Linked DNA regions of Homo sapiens: region 1 is linked to region 2. Evidence: chromatin loops called from intact Hi-C (ENCODE). Cell type or tissue: GM12878. All regions are shown on one strand.

What was found. A loop is a pair of places that touch in the nucleus more often than their neighbours do. Peaks named below come from ENCODE experiments on the same cell type or tissue, not always from the same donor. Only the 100,000 strongest peaks of a DNase experiment are listed, where the experiment ranks them.
Region 1: it touches region 2 in a loop (2.4-fold over the local background); 2 of 110 quality-filtered maps call a loop at or near these places.

Annotation. Positions count from the first base shown.
Region 1 is chr14:65,633,139-65,641,138 of GRCh38, forward strand. All of the region lies in intron 6 of FUT8 (fucosyltransferase 8), which reads left to right. Among named protein-coding and RNA genes, the nearest start is that of MIR625, 170 kb to the left of the region's middle. In GM12878, no CTCF peak of the experiment used is centred here; a DNase peak (open chromatin) is centred at 4,833.
Region 2 is chr14:65,820,415-65,828,414 of GRCh38, forward strand. No RefSeq gene overlaps it. Among named protein-coding and RNA genes, the nearest start is that of LINC02290, 290 kb to the right of the region's middle. In GM12878, a CTCF peak has its summit at 4,488 (motif pointing left); a DNase peak (open chromatin) is centred at 4,497; H3K27me3 peaks cover 174 bases.

The sequences.
Region 1 (8,000 bases), 190 kb before region 2:
CTGCCGAGTGCCTGCGATTGCAGGCGCGCGCCGCCACGCCTGACTGGTTTTCGTATTTTTTTGGTGGAGACGGGGTTTCGCTGTGTTGGCCGGGCTGGTCTCCAGCTCCTAACCGCGAGTGATCCGCCAGCCTCGGCCTCCTGAGGTGCCTGGATTGCAGACGGAGTCTCGTTCACTCAGTGCTCAGTGGTGCCCAGGCTGGAGTGCAGTGGCGTGATCTCGGCTCGCTACAACCTCCACCTCCCAGCCGCCTGCCTTGGCCTCCCAAAGTGCCGAGATTGCAGCCTCTGCCTGGCCGCCACCCCGTCTGGGATGTGAGGAGCCCCTCTGCCTGGCTGCCCAGTCTGGAAAGTGAGGAGCGTCTCTGCCCAGCCGCCATCCCATCTAGGAAGTGAGGAGCGCCTCTTCCCGGCCACCATCCCATCTAGGAAGTGAGGAGCGTCTCTGCCCGGCCGCCCATCGTCTGAGATGTGGGGAGCGCCTCTGCCCCGCCGCCCCGTCTGGGATGTGAGGAGCGCCTCTGCCCGGCCACGACCCCGTCTGGGAGGTGAGGAGCGTCTCTGCCCGGCTGCCCCATCTGAGAAGTGAGGAGACCCTCTGCCAGGCAGCCGCCCCGTCTGAGAAGTGAGGAGCCCCTCCGCCCGGCAGCCACCCCGTCTGAGAAGTGAGGAGCGTCTCCGCCCGGCAGCCACCCTGTCCGGGAGGGAGGTGGGGGGTCAGCCCCCACTCGGCCAGCTGCCCTGTCCAGGAGGGAGGTGGGGGTCAGCCCCCGCCCGGCCAGCTGCCCCGTCCGGGAGGGAGGTGGGGGGTCAGCCCCTGCCCGGCTAGCCGCCCCATCCGGGAGGTGAGGGGCGCCTCTGCCCGGCCACCGCTACTGGGAAGTGAGGAGCCCCTCTGCCCGGCCACCACCCGGTCTGGGAGGTGTACCCAACAGCTCATTGAGAACGGGCCATGATGACAATGGCGGTTTTGTGGAATAGAAAGGGGGGAAAGGTGGGGAAAAGATTGAGAAATCGGATGGTTGCCGTGTCTGTGTAGAAAGAAGTAGACATGGGAGACTTTTCATTTTGTTCTGTACTAAGAAAAATTCTTCTGCCTTGGGATCCTGTTGATCTATGACCTTACCCCCAACCCTGTGCTCTCTGAAACATGTGCTGTGTCCACTCAGCGTTAAATGGATTAAGGGCGGTGCAAGATGTGCTTTGTTAAACAGATGCTTGAAGGCAACATGCTCGTTAAGAGTCATCACCACTCCCTAATCTCAAGTATCCAGGGACACAAACACTGCGGAAGGCTGCAGGGTCCTCTGCCTAGGAAAACCAGAGACCTTTGTTCACTTGTTTATCTGTGGACCTTCCCTCCACTATTGTCCTATGACCCTGCCAAATCCCCCTCTGCGAGAAACACCCAAGAATGATCAATTAAAAAAAAAAAAAAAAAAAAGAAAAGGGTGTCCTTTCCCCACTTGTTTGCTTTGTTGAAGATCAGTTGGCTGTAAGTTTTTGGCTGTAAATAAATTTCTGAGTTCTCTATTCTGTTGCATTGGTCTATGTGCCTATTTTTATACCAGTACCATGCCATTTTGGTGACTATGGCTTTATAGTATAATTTGAAATCAGGTAGTGTGATGCCTCCAGATTTATTCTTTTTGCTTAGTCTTGCTTTGACTATGCGGACTCTTTTTTGGTTCCATATGAATTTTAGAATTGTTTTTTCTAATTCTGTGAAGAATGATGGCGGTATTTTGATGGGGATTGCATTGAATTTGTAGATTGCATTTGGCAGTATGGTCATTTTCACAATGTTGATTCTGCCCATCCATGAACATGGGATGCGTTTCCATTTGTTTGTGTCATCTATGATTTCTTTCAGCACTATTTTGTAGTTCTCCTTGTAGAGGTCTTTTGCCTCCTCGGTTAGGTATATTCCTAAGTATTTTATTTTATTTTTATTTTTTGCGGCTTTTATAAAAGGGGTTGAGTTCTTGAATTGAGTCTCTGCTTGGTCGCTGTTGGTGTATAGAGAAGAGCTACTGATTTGTGTATGTTAATGTTGTTTCCGTAAACTCTACTGAATTCTTCCTCAGTTCTAGCAGCTTTTTGAAAGAATCTTTAGGGTTTTTGAGGTAAATGATCATATCGTCAGCAAACAGTGACGGTTTGACTTCCTCTTTACCGATTTGGATGCCCTTTCTTTCTCTTGTCTGATTGCTCTGGCTAGGACTTCCAGTACTGTGCCAAAGAGGAGTGGTGAGAGCGGGCATCCTTGTCTTATTCTAATTCTCACAGGGAATGCTTTCAACTTTTCCCCATTTAGTATTATGTTGGCTGTGGGTTTGTCATAGCTTTTATTACACTGAGGTATGTCCCTTGTATGCCAATTTTGCTGAGAATTTTAGTCATAAAGCGATGCTGGATTTTGTTGAGTGCTTTTTCTGCATCTATTGAAATGGTCATGCAATTTTTGTTTTCAATTCTTTTTATGTGGTGTATGACATTTATTGACTTGCGTATATTAAACCATCCCTGCATCCCTGGTATGAAACCCACTTGAACATGGTGGATTATCTTTTTGATATGTTGTTGGATTTGGCTAGCTAGTATTTTGTTAAGGATTTTAGTGTCTATTTTCATCAGAGATACTGGTCTGTAGTTTTCTTTTTCAGTTAATGTCCTTTCCTGGTTTTGGTATTAGGGTGATGCTGGCTTCATAGAATGAATTAGGGAGGGTTCCCTCTTTCTCTGTCTTGTGGACTAGTATCGAAAGGATTGGTACCAATTCTTCCTTTAAATGTCTGGTAGAATTCAGCTGTGAATCCATTTGGTCCTGGACTTTTTTTTTTTGTTGGTAACTTTTTAATTACCATTTCAATCTTGTTGCTTGTTATTGTTCTGTTCAGGGTATCTAATTCTTCCTGATTTAAGCTAGGAGGGTTGTATTTTTCCAGGAATTTATCCATCTCCTCTAGGTTTTCTAGTTTATGTGCATAAAGGTGCTCATAGTAGCCTTGAATGATCTTTTGTATTTCTGTGGTGTCAGTTGTAGTATCTCCTGTTTTGTTTCTTATTGAGGTTATTTGGATTTTTTCTCTTCTTTTCTTGGCTAATCTTGCCAATGATCTATCAATTTTATTTATCTGTTCAAAGAACCTGCTTTTTGTTTCATTTATCTTTTGTATTTTTTTTTTGTTTGTTTCCATTTCATTTAGTTTTGCTCTGATTTTGGTTATTTCCTTTCTTCTGCTGGGTTTGGGTTTGGTTTGTTCTTGTTTCTCTAGTTCCTTGAGGTGTGACCTCAGAATGTCAGTTTGTACTCTTTCAGTCTTTGTGATGTAGGCATTTAGGGCTATGAACTTTCCTCTTAGCACCACCTTTGCCATATCCCAGAGGTTATGGTAGGATTTGTCGTTACTGTCATTCAGTTCAAAGAATTTTTAAATTTCCATGTTGATTTTGTTTTTGACCCAGTGATCATTCAGGAGCAGGTAATTTAATTTCCATGTGTTTGCATGGTTTTAAAGGTTCCAGTTGGAGTTGATTTCTAGTTTACAGTCATATATAGCTCAGTTGTGAGAAGAAGTTTGGTCTCAATTTTATTAACCTGTATATTGGTTTTACTTGAGAGGAGCAATTTCACAGGACATAATGGAAAATTGAAAAGGCACTTTGGGCAACTAGAGTTTAGTGGGACAAAGTTCATAGTTGTCAAAATCATTTTCTCTTTAGAGTTGAAGGCAGTATGGCATGGTTTACAAAGATTAAACTGATTAAAAGATTATAATACTCGGATTGAAGACAACCCTAATAGACAAGTATGCTATCAGGCTCAAATAGAATGGATCAAGCAAATCTTGTAAGGGCTTTAGTCTTTTACTGTATATGTTTATCTAAAAAGTTTTTTCCCGCAAAGTGAACATATAATATTGGGTTGTATTAAATGCCATTTTGTCCTGGTCTTACTCTTGTGTTATATAATCATAACATTGAGAAAATGCTATTGTTTCTATTTCTGTAGTTTCTGATGAAGTCCATTTTTAAAACTGCACGTTGCTGATATATATTCATTATGAGTCCACATTTTACCATAATATAAGTCATTTTCCTAGACTTTTGGGTGATTTTATGTGGAAGAGATTATCTTTAGAAAATTTATGTTGCGATTTCTGATGAGCTCATGTTAAACAGGCACGATGAGTGAGATCTGTATACTTCAAGCCTTAGTTTTTTAACTTGTTTGGAGCAGTTGGAAGTTGGCAGTTCTCATGTAAAGTGCTGCTAGTTAGAGCAAATAGCCTCTGCAGAAGGATATCTCCGAGTTTAACTTGAAATTATCTGTCTCTGATATACGAAAATGGATTTTGTTTTCTGCATAGCCCCAAAGTTGATATTTTAAGCAAAATTAAGCCCATTTCAGGTGAATAAAGTATGTAAAAAGAAATAACAGTAAAGATTTATTTATATTTATTTATTTATTTTGTGGAGATGGGATCTCCCTATTGTTGCAGTCTGCTTAGTCCCTAGCTCAGCTAGGTCTGAGTTCTTGTTCCACAACCAAGAAGAATAAGGCGTGTGGACACCAGAGAGTGAGTAGAGTAGGATTTCTTAAGCAAAAGGAAAGGTCTCAGCAAACAGAGGGGCCCTGAAAGCAGGTTGCCAGAAACGGGACTTACTTCTGGTCTTTTGTGTGGCAGAAGCCAGGAAGTCGTCGTGGATTTTGCCCAAATAGGAGAGGTAAAGCTCCCTCCTAGGGGTGTTGCATCTGCCCACGCTTGGAGTTGGCCAGAGTGACTTCATCTTGGTATTACTCATGAGTGCCTAAGCCAAACCCACAGGTGCTAAAACCACAAAGTTAATGTCATGTTAATGACATAATGAGCTTGGTCAAGTTAACAACATTTAGGTTGATTTATTGCACCTGCGCCTAAGTTGGGTCAGTCGTTTCTGAGCAACACCCTGGCACAAGGTGAAGTTCGTAACCACATTTCTTCTGGTTAGCTGCAGAAGCAGTGTAGGTGCTGTCCTACAGTTGTTCCTGTGAACATTGTCCTTCTCCCAAGACCCTCCGTCTCTATCTGCCTAACCAGCCCCTAACTGCCTCCTCTCTCACTGTGTTGCCCAGGCTGGTCTCAAACTTCTGAGCTCAAGCAGTCCTCCTGCCTCAGCTTCCCAAAGTGTTGCAATCACAGGCGTGAGCCACTGTGTCCGGCCAGAAAGATTTTTTGGTTTGCCCCCGTGTTTTGCTTGCTTTGGTTTATGTTTTGAATAGGACTTTTACTGGAAATTGGTAGATTATTTTTCTTTTTTTTTTGAGAGAAAGAGAGGAAAAAAGGTGTGAAAATGGAAAACAACTATTTCACTTTTTAAATGAGGATAGGGATTTTTTTTCATTCAAAAATAAGTTTTATTGGAGAAATAGAAAACTTCTCCAGTGACAGTATATGATCCTTTGGAATAAGGGGAATGTTAATGCTGGGGATACATTATTGAGGCTATTAAACATACATTTCAGCTTATGGAACCCCTCACTCCAACACAGGATTTGCCTGATCTCATTTTTCTTTGACAGGACTAATTCGTTAAGATAGATTTAAAGCCAGAATATAACTATATACGTTATTTATGTGCTTGTATACTGACTCTGAGATCAAATTAATCATCACATATTCTTAGAGTTGTGAATTGTGTTCTACCAAGTAATTCAGATTGCATTTGTATTTCCGCCTAACCAAAATAAAGCCAGAAGTGGTAATATCTGTAACTCATTAGAAAAAGTTGTCAGCCTAACTACATTAAAATATTTGCTAAATATTTAATACAACTGGGATGGGCAGAAACCTTCAGAGCTTTTCCCTATTTGAAAGAAATTTTTAGTTTAAGAGGAAACCATCTAGGAAAAAGCAGGCAGTTTCTCAGAAGTAAAACCTAAGAGTATACTGAGAAAGAAAATACCTTTTCCAAGATAAAAAAAAAAATGAACAACTTGACTAAGGACAGAACAAGAAGTGGTAGTGGATATAGTGGCATGGGTAGATTTCATGAAGTAGCAGAGGGGATTGCTATACTGGAAGTTGACTAAGGACATAGGCTGGTGATAGGAAGTAAAGAAGAAAATTTATTGAAGGAAGTTTTCTAAGCATTATTAAAAACAACTTTATCTTGAATTCTTACAGATTTTACAGAGCTCTTGCTTGTGGGAGCGTAGGTCCAATTGAATAGTTCATTGGTGCATTCATTCCTTAAGTATTTGGATATACTGGGCATTAGGTACATTGCTGGTGATATAGTCATAAATCAAATAGACATAGTGTCTGCCCTTAGGAAGTTTAAAGTCTAGTAGCTTAAACTTCCTGTGAGTATTGTCTTCAAATCCAGACACACACACACACACACACACACACACACTTTTGAAACTTCCCTACAATTCTTTGTTTTGATAGTTATATTTCTGATACTTTTTTTGGATCTTTCTACTATTTCCCATATCTCTGGTACACTAAGTTTTCCTATGGGCTCCTTCGTCATTCCTTTTTAGAAAACTTTTATTATGGAAAACTTTAACATGTATAAAAATAAGAGCTGGTGGACCCTTTTGTCCTCATCACCCAGCTTTATGATCAGTTTTGTTTCATCTGTACTACCAGTGCTACTTACCATCTCTAGGTTCATTTTGAAGCAAATCCCAGACATTTTATAATTTCATTTGTATTTATTTCAGTATGAATTTCTAAAAGATAGTTTTTCAAAACGTAACTACATTCTATTTTACACCTAAGTAAATTAAGAATCATTGTTTAAAATCATCAAATAACCAGTTGTTGATCAAGTTTCCCCAACTGCCAAATACATTTTAATGTGCCATTTAAAAAATGATTATGAATCATCACAGGAGCAATTTGATTGTAAGCTCTGCATATACTTTTTCTTCCTGGAATGGAAAAATGAGAGAAGTGAATGGTCAGAAGAAAAATTAGTGTGGCCTGACTTGAAATAAAGAAATAAAGCAATAAAGAAATAAATACAAGCAAATGATGATAGAATAACTTAGAAGAATGCAAAAACTAAAAGCAAAATTAAGATGAAGAAAAATAAAAGGACCAAACCAATGGATCTAAGAAGAAAAGAAAAAAAAAATGCTACAGTCATCTCAAGTGAAAAAGCAGATGGTAAATACTAGAGCCAGTTTTATAAAATTATAGTTATGATATTGATTTTTTAAATTATTACTTAGTTGAATTTCTCCAGCTAACAGCTTCTATTTCTCTTAAGCGTTTAACATTCTTGGTCAAAATACATAATATTTTTGGAACATATTTTTAATGTAATTGTTATTTAATGCCTTCCTAAATAATGATAATGTGAACTTAAACTCTTTATTGACTTTCATACAAAAGTAGAAATCTGTCAACAGTATTTACTCATATTATTTTATTTAATTTGAAGATAAGAACTTGGAAGAATAACATCATATTTGTGTTCTCTAACATAATACTTCATTTAGCTTTAAAGAATTTCCCCCAAAACAAAGTGCTACATTAGAGAGTATTAACATAGAATGGATATAAATAAATGAGTTAATGAGTAAATGAATTATCAATGTAACACTAAGAGAACTGATATATTATGGTACCTTTGATTCTGTGCTATACTCCAGAGCCTGGAACAGTGCCTAGCATAATTATAAATACTCCATAAATATTTTTGTATGAATAAATTAAAAACCTAACTTGAATTGACTATAGAAAGGCATTTAAAACAAAAGAAAAATAGAACCAGATGTTTAACACAAATATGAAGGCTTACTGATGACTTAAACTCAAGGGTAATCTCTTTATCATTTGGCAGTAGTTTCTTTTTCTTTTTTTCTTCTACAGCCTTATTGAGATATAGTTGACACAAAATAAACGGCACATATTTAGAGTATACAATTTGTTAAGTTTTGACGTATACAGACACCCATGAAACCATCACCACAATCAAGATAGTGAACTTATTTAACACTCT
Region 2 (8,000 bases):
CACTCTCGGTGCCTGAGTGATTCTTACTGGGATTAGTTGGTGCTTTGGCTGGAAAAAGACCGTCTCAACCCTTGTTGGATGTTTGGCATCCCTGGCCCTGCAGCACTAAATGCCAATAGTGTGCCCCAGTCACTGTGGCTGTCCCCAACACTCCCTCCATTTCCAAATCTTCCCACTCTACTTGGGAACCAGCCAGAGGACATGAGATGCTGGAGTCGGAGGAGGTGGGAAGGGAGGGGACAGCACCCCTCCTCTGTGTTTGTGGAAAGGGGTGGAGTTTCCACTGTAAAGAGGAGGGCTGGGTGGGGCACCTGAAGGAGAGGGGCTGCATGAAAACGGTAGAGACTGAGAAGGGGAGAGAGATGGAGATCTGGGGAAAGGAAGCTTTGTTTGAAGGCTCAAGCTTAGGAAGCCTCTCCTTTCTAAGTTAAAGTAATAGTCATTCTGCTTTCTCATGGCCTGCTGCTCTCAGAGATTATAGTATGCTCTGGGCTTGACCTGGGAAAGGTCCAGTAGCCAGAAAGTACTCTGGGAAGGGACCACAGTGCTTCTGAACCACCTTGCAGTGGCTCTAGCCAAGAAGGGACTGGAGGCAGCCCTCTTCACCTCATAAGGGCTCTGGGGGCCTGCTGTGGCACAGAGGACACCTCCAAGAGTGGGGCGTGGCAGAGCTGCAACACTGACACGAGGGATTTAGGAAGGTGCTCCATTTGGGAGGGCATTTCAGAGAGAAAGCCACACTTAACCTTGAGTTATATGCAGTGCAGTATGAGCTTACCAGGCGAATTCAAACCCCTCACCTTGTGTAGGATATACCAGGAGAAGTTGACCATGGAGGTGCTATGCAAACCTGTGTCTTTTCTCATGTAAATTTTAAAGAAAATCAGTCATTCCTCAAGAAAGAAGGCAGGTGTGGGGCCCACATGGTGTGGTAGGGTGGTGGATGGACTCAGCTAAGCCTGCTGCTCCTGGGCCACGGTGAGAAACCAGCTGTGGTGACTGGGTGGGTTAGGCGCCTTCCCACAGCCTGCTGCTCAGGTGGTGCAGGGCAGCTACGGGCTGGTAGTGACGCCCTGGATATGAAATCCGTGAGTGTGTGCGGGAACTGTGGCTGACCATCCTAAGGAGGTGCTGCAGGGAGGGAAAGCACCGGGGACAGAGCCATAAAGGAGGGAACGTGGATTGGAGGAGCCAGGAGCAAGGGAGGTTTATAGCTCAAGGCGGCAGATGCACTGGCCCCAATGAACAGCAGCTCAGAAGCAGCGCAGATAAACAGGCATGGCTAGGCCCTAGGCAGGGGATACTGCATTTACTTTTGCATAAATTCATGAAGTAGTTATATGCTTTTGACTGGAAACAATAGGAGGCCCAGTGAAAACAAAGAGACTTAGCAATCCAGGCTTTTTAGGATTGGATGCTTGCTTGAGATGCCTAAGCACATAGAAGACACTCGGATGCCCCTGGGGTCAAAGTGTCTACTGGATGTAGACTTACAAGGGCCACGGCAATGGAGGATGGTGGGGGAAGTGATCCCCGGGAAAAGTCAGCTGCGGGTACACCTGCCCTCCCTCTCACCACACCAGGCACCTTCTTCAAGTTTGAGTCCCTAAGTAATTTCTTAAATCCGACCTAACCAAAATCCAGTCCCCATGCAATCCAGACATTTGAACACTCAGTGCTGCAGAGCTCTGTCCTTACTTCTTTTGTCCATCTCTACCCACTGCCCTGGAGACCTTGGTGATCTTTTCTGGTCTCACAGTTTTGATTACCTTCTATTTGCTGAGGACTCCCAAGTTCCATCTTCAGGCTGGATCTACTCAGCAACCTCACTAGATGTCCACTGGATTTCTCAAACTTGACACATCCAATGGAAACCTCTGATCTTTTCCCAGAACCCCCACATGACTTGCGGCTGTCTCCATTTCAGCTGATGGCCACTGTGTGACCTGGTGGTCAGTCATCCTTGATTCCTCTTTCTCACACCCGTATCTGACACGTCGGCACGCCCTGCTGATGCTTCCTTCAACATCTCACTTGGGCTCCCAGCACTTCTCATCACCTCCACTGCTCCATTCCTGGTCCACATTGTCATCAGCCGCTACGTAAATATGGCGATGGCCTCCTAACTGTGTTCTCTATTTCCCCCTTTGCCCCTTGCAGGCTAATCTCAACACAGGTGCTGGAGTGGTCCGATTAAAGTATAAATCAGGTCATGGCGCTCAAACCCTCTGCTCAAAACCCTCCAATGGTTCCCCATTTCACTCAAAGTAAAACCCAAAGTCCTCACAATGGCATTACATGCTCTGCCTATTTTGGCTATGATGACTTCTCTGACCTCGCCTTCTTGTATGACTCCTGTCATTCCCTCTGTTCCAGCTACGTTCCTGTCTTCCCACATACTGTGGCCCCCTCAGGGCCCATGTGCTGGCTGCTCCTCTGGCTAGAATGCGTCTTCCCTACATATCTGCATGGCTCTCTCCCTCACGCTTTAAAAATCTTTGCTGAAACATCATATTTTTAGCCAGGCCCACCCTGACCACCCTAGAGGGCAAACAGATTTTCCCTGATCCCTAATCCTTCTTATCCTCTTTACCTTACTATATATTTTCCACAGCAGTTTCCACCAGTATCTAACATACCCAATCATGTATTTATTTCATACATTTAGGCTCTTTTTCCTCACAGGGACATAAGCTCCATAAGAGCAGAGGTTTTTGTCTGACTTGTCTAGTGGTGTAGCTCTAGTATTTAAAACAGTGCCAATAGGAGCTTAATACATATTGTTGAATGAAATATTCCCCTTAAGTTGGAATTCCTTGGGGGGAAAGGAGCTCTAGGGATCTCACCGAAGCGCTTTCTGATGCATCTCATGTTTCTACTTGCTAGCCCTTCTTTCAGTATGGTTGCTTTCCATTTAATCTTTGGGCAGCCATGGCATCTGAGATTCTAAGTACCCTCCTCACAGCCTCGCCTGTTTTCTCTGCTTTCCAGATGAGGTTGTGCTGATCTGGTGAACTGCCCTTTGGAGCTCACCTTAGCCAGGTCATACCGCCACTCTGGGAACCCTGGAATGTTATTTGTTAGTACGGGCTTTCTGGGCCTCCTGGGTCCCTTACCCAAGCCCTGACCTGAGAGTCCGTGAAACTGAATCCCTCCTGTCTCTGAGTGGGACTCCGGGTGCACATTCCTAGTTCTCCTAGAGTGTGGCTCTGCTTTTTTTTTCCCCTCTGAGCCAGAAGCTTGGAAACAGAGAGGTAACGAAATGGATGAGAAATAGGGAGTACATTTGAGGACACTTAAATACAACCAGGCAAGAAAGTTAAAGAATTTCTTCAAGGCTGGGGATGAAAATTGCTGTGTGTTCATTTAATGAAAATGACATAGAAGAGCCAGTGTTCAGACAAAAAATAATTCAGAGATTCTAAAAGTTAGAATTTATCAGTATGCTGAGAAGTCTTTAAAATTCTAATAAGCTTTCAACATTTGTGCCGTTTGCTGGGCTTAAAGAAACACAAGGAACAAAGAACAAGAATTTCCTCTTAGGTAGGACGATGATGTCTAATGCATCTATTTCCCTTGCTACATTCTATTTCCATTTCATTCTGAGATCCTGCTAAATTCGGAAGGTTGCCCTTGGGTTTTCAACACTGCAGGGGATGATTTAAATCTAAATAATAATAAAAAGCCACTGCTTTTATTGTACTTTTATTTTATAAGTTGATGGAAACATTTCATATACACATTAAGTTTTGTAACCCAATCTTGGTACTTGCTGGGTCCCGGAGGGGCTGTTTCACTACTTGGGACTTCCCTTGTGTTTGCATTATCCCTCCAAGGCAGAAGGAGAAAATGCTTTCACTGAAGCCAGAATAGTGTTTTATTTGAAATAATTCTCATTTAAGGCAAGGCACACACATTCCAAGTGCACATACATGCACACACAGTCTCTCTTATATGGGCTGCATCATAAAATCACAGAGTTTTGGAATTGAAGGGACCTTAGAGATCATCTGTTCTAACACCAGCATGTTACCTATGAGGAAGCTTCTGCCAGACAGGTTAAGTACCTCATCCAAGGTCACAGGCATGTAGTGAAAGAGACCAGGCTACAATTCAGATTCCCTGACTCAAGTCTAATTTTCTTTCTGCTACACCATATTGACTCCAAAATAAGATAATGTATATGAAATCACTTTGAAAACTGAAATGTATTACACAGGTATTCAGTGTGGAGAAGGAGAATTACAATGAGCTTGCTTTCTTCAGAGGTGAGCATGACTTGCTCAGGTCTCTTCCCGGATAAAGTAAGTTCATGGTGTGTGAATCATGAACCGTATTTCTAATTAGGTTTCTGGGTATGGCCTCCAGAAAATGAGCATCAAAGGGGTCAAACCAAAACACAGTCTTCATTCAAGTCCAGCTCGTGTATAGCTCTACTTTTTCTTCCTTCTCACCCTCTCTGTCTGCCTCCCTCTAGTGTCCACCTTTAGTTATTGCATGTGTGCCCCGCAGAAAGGCTGCATGCAGACTACTATCCACCATGTTCACCATTATTTGTTCAAATTACCCCCCTATTTCTTGATATCAGTAGCTGTCATCACGACCAAATTAGGATGCTTTTTATATCAACAGGAATAAATGACTAATATAAAGACCTGGATATTAAGAAAAGTATTTAAAATCGTTTTGTGATTGGAATGATAACACATTCAAAGTTTGGTAATTAAATTGTCTTTAATAGACTTAAATCACATAAGAAGCCCTTATAATTAATTGAAATGTTTTAATTACAAACATAATTATTTTTAAGGTAGAAGGCCTATTAAATTAACTAACACATGATTCATTAAAAAAATTACTGCTTTACATGGAATGCTGTCAATTACTAAATATTATTGCAAATTACTTGAAGGATTAAAATTTTATTTTGGTACTATTAATAGATTAATGTATTAAATCATATAGTGATTATAAATAATATTTAATTAGTCCTATGTTGCCTTCTTTAATATATAGACATATCTATATATCTATATTTATCCCTCAGTCATTGTAACGTGTTCCCTTGAAAGAAACATGTCTAACTTCATATTCTAACTAGGATCCTTGTTAATGTGTAAAATATTGACAAGAACACTCACAACTCATTGGTAGGAGATTCTTTGGTAGCGTTGCCTAAATGCTCTGGATCAAGTAGAACAAATTGGCTGCTAACAAAGCCTGTAAACTATGGATCCCATTTCCTGATCTTAAAAGATCCATTCAAAAGTCTGAACGACATTTACAAGTAAGAGCCTTCCACCATGTTCCCAGCTCTTTTCAGCCTGTGACAAATAGGTCAACGTGCACAGTGAGAAGGGGAACTGTGCATTGTTCTCCTGCCTCATTTCTTGAGTTGGCTGTACCTCCTGCCTTGATCCTTCACCTGTCCCTCCACACTCCTCATTGTCTAGAGATGCACACATGATGCCAAGCACACCCGTGCACACGCACGGGCACACATGCACTCTGAAGGCCAAAAGGCAAGAAGTCATTCAGTTGGATGGCTGTAGCTGGGTCTCAGAGGAGACGGTGTGCAGCTGGAAGCGCCATGCTTGCTGGTTTACTTGCTGCTCAGCAATATGGAGTGCTTTGCCAACAGACTCCTACTGCTTCTTCCCCTCTTGAGGAGAAACTGTCAAACAACACGAGGATAAAAATTAAGCTACAAATAAAAATGTTTACAGCTTTCAATAGAAAGTCAATCCTATTTTAACACTCCAAAAGTATTCTCCAAAAAGTTCAATGACACAAATTGCGAGGGTGATTTATTGCCGGGTGAATGAAATGACCAGATGCCCGCAATCTGAATGGGGCTTTTCAGGGATGCTTTCGGGAGGAGTTTCACTGGACCTCTGAGGTAGGAAGTTGGGGGTGAGTATTGTTTCCACTGCCTATACTTTTTCCTTTACCTTCTTCTGGCGACAGACCTCTCCTTCCTCCCTGTTGGGTGCATGTGTGACCCAGAAGAGACCAGTCACAGCTGCTCTTCCCCAGCCACAGGGGTGAGTCCAGGGACAGACACAAAGCAAGGCAGAGTCCTTCCCCGAAACTGTGCTTTCTTCATGAGTCTATAAGGGCGCAAGTCCAGATCTCTGGTAGCGAAGGAAGCAGTCTTTTAAGGATGTGCAGACCAAGGGAAGAGGCAGGAGTGGCTGCCTAAGAAAGAATGCCCCAGTGCCACCGTCCCCAGGGCCAGTTGCACCCATATTCTTTCTTTGCAGCTTAGGATTCTCTCCCCTTTTTGGCATAAGTTAACTTGAATAGAGTTGCTGTTACTTGCAAGTGAAAGAACCTTAAATAATACAGAAATGACTCCAAGATTTAGGTCAGAAGACACATTAGTGAGGCAGCAGTTGCAAGTGACAAAATTCCGTCTTCAATTAGTTTAAGCATAAAAAATAAAGGATTGGCTTGAGGAACAGAAATGTTCAGGAAAGCCTTCAATTTAGGTTTCCCTGATTCAAGCACTCAGACGATATCTTCAGGATCCCACTGAAGGCGTTCTGGAAATGCCAGCCCCAAATATGCCACTGTGGTGTGCTGATGACTTTGAAGTCAGGGGACTTGGGAAACAGTGATGCAGGCAGAGACTTTCTCTGAGCCCCTTTATCTGCCTAAAGACGGATCCTCCGAAAGGAACTCAATTGTCATGAATCCCCTCCTGGGAATCTTCTCAACTGGGGAAGATTAACTCAGCTCACAGGAAAGAAGAATAGAGGTTGGCACCAGCCCAGGCAGATTGTCACCTCTGCTCCTGAGACAATATTTGTTACCGGAGAGACTTTTATCTGCATAACAAGACAGCCTTTATTCGCACAAATTTCCTCCCCTCACGCTCCCATAACTTGTGTCCCCACCACCCCCCAAAGCCCCAAGCCCCTATTCCTTTCTGTAGCTCAGGATGCTGCATAAGCTTCAATCACTTGGCCCGTCTTCAAGGTTTATTCTGCAGGACTGCCATGCATATGTATATAATTAAACGTGGCTTTTCTCCTGTTACGCTGTCTTATGTCAATTTAATTCATAGCCTAGCCGATGAACCTAGAAGAGTAGAAAGAAACCACTTTTCGCTCCCCTGCACCACTTTTTCTCCAACCCTCTGCTCCGTCTGTCTTCCCCAGTGTTAGTTTTCTTCCCAGGGTGGCTCTCTGGCTTTCTCTGCACATGGTAAATATCTGCCACGTTGCACCCCGCCCCACCTGAGGAACTTCGCGCTTGCAAGGTTCTTAGTTCCCACAAAGCAGAAGGAAAATTCCCCTCCCTCCCCTGACACCCACATCACCCCCAAAGTGAACCAATCACTGAGTCCAGAGGTGTGGGTGCTCCACTTGGTCAGACATGCTCTGGGCCTGACCTGGAGGTGGAGCTACTTTCTCACTGCACAAGCAGGATTTTTGCCATAGAAATGGGAAAAGGATGACCCCCACTGACCCCCACCTCTTTGGGAGAAGATAAAACTTGTGGTAAAGGGAAGATTGAACATAGAATACAAGGAACAGGCAAAGCAGATCAGAAACTATGAAGCAGCAACAGAGGCGGCCGGAAGATAACATGTCAGGCATGCAACCCACTGGCTGCTGAGACACCGGACATCCACAGAGCGTCTGCTGTGCGCGCAGGGCAGCACCAAAACACTGCACGTTTTGGTTGCTGAGCCATCTCCTGAAAGGGAATCAGTGCAGGCAGCTGGCAAAGCAGTTCAAGGTGGTCAAGGGGCGGATGGCAAAGAGGAGGACAAGGTGAACAGCACCAACCAGCCATCCTACATCTGCTCAGCTGGGGTGGCGGCATCCTCCTGGGCACATAGGATGTGAAATCTGCTGGTGGCGTTTTGTTTTTCTCTCCCTTTTGTTTGTTTAATTGACAAGAGTATGTTTCTCTTTCTCTTGGCTTGACTATCGTGAGAAAGGAGGGCGGGCTCAATTAGCTGTAGATGCCTTTCCTGGAGGCCTAGGAGC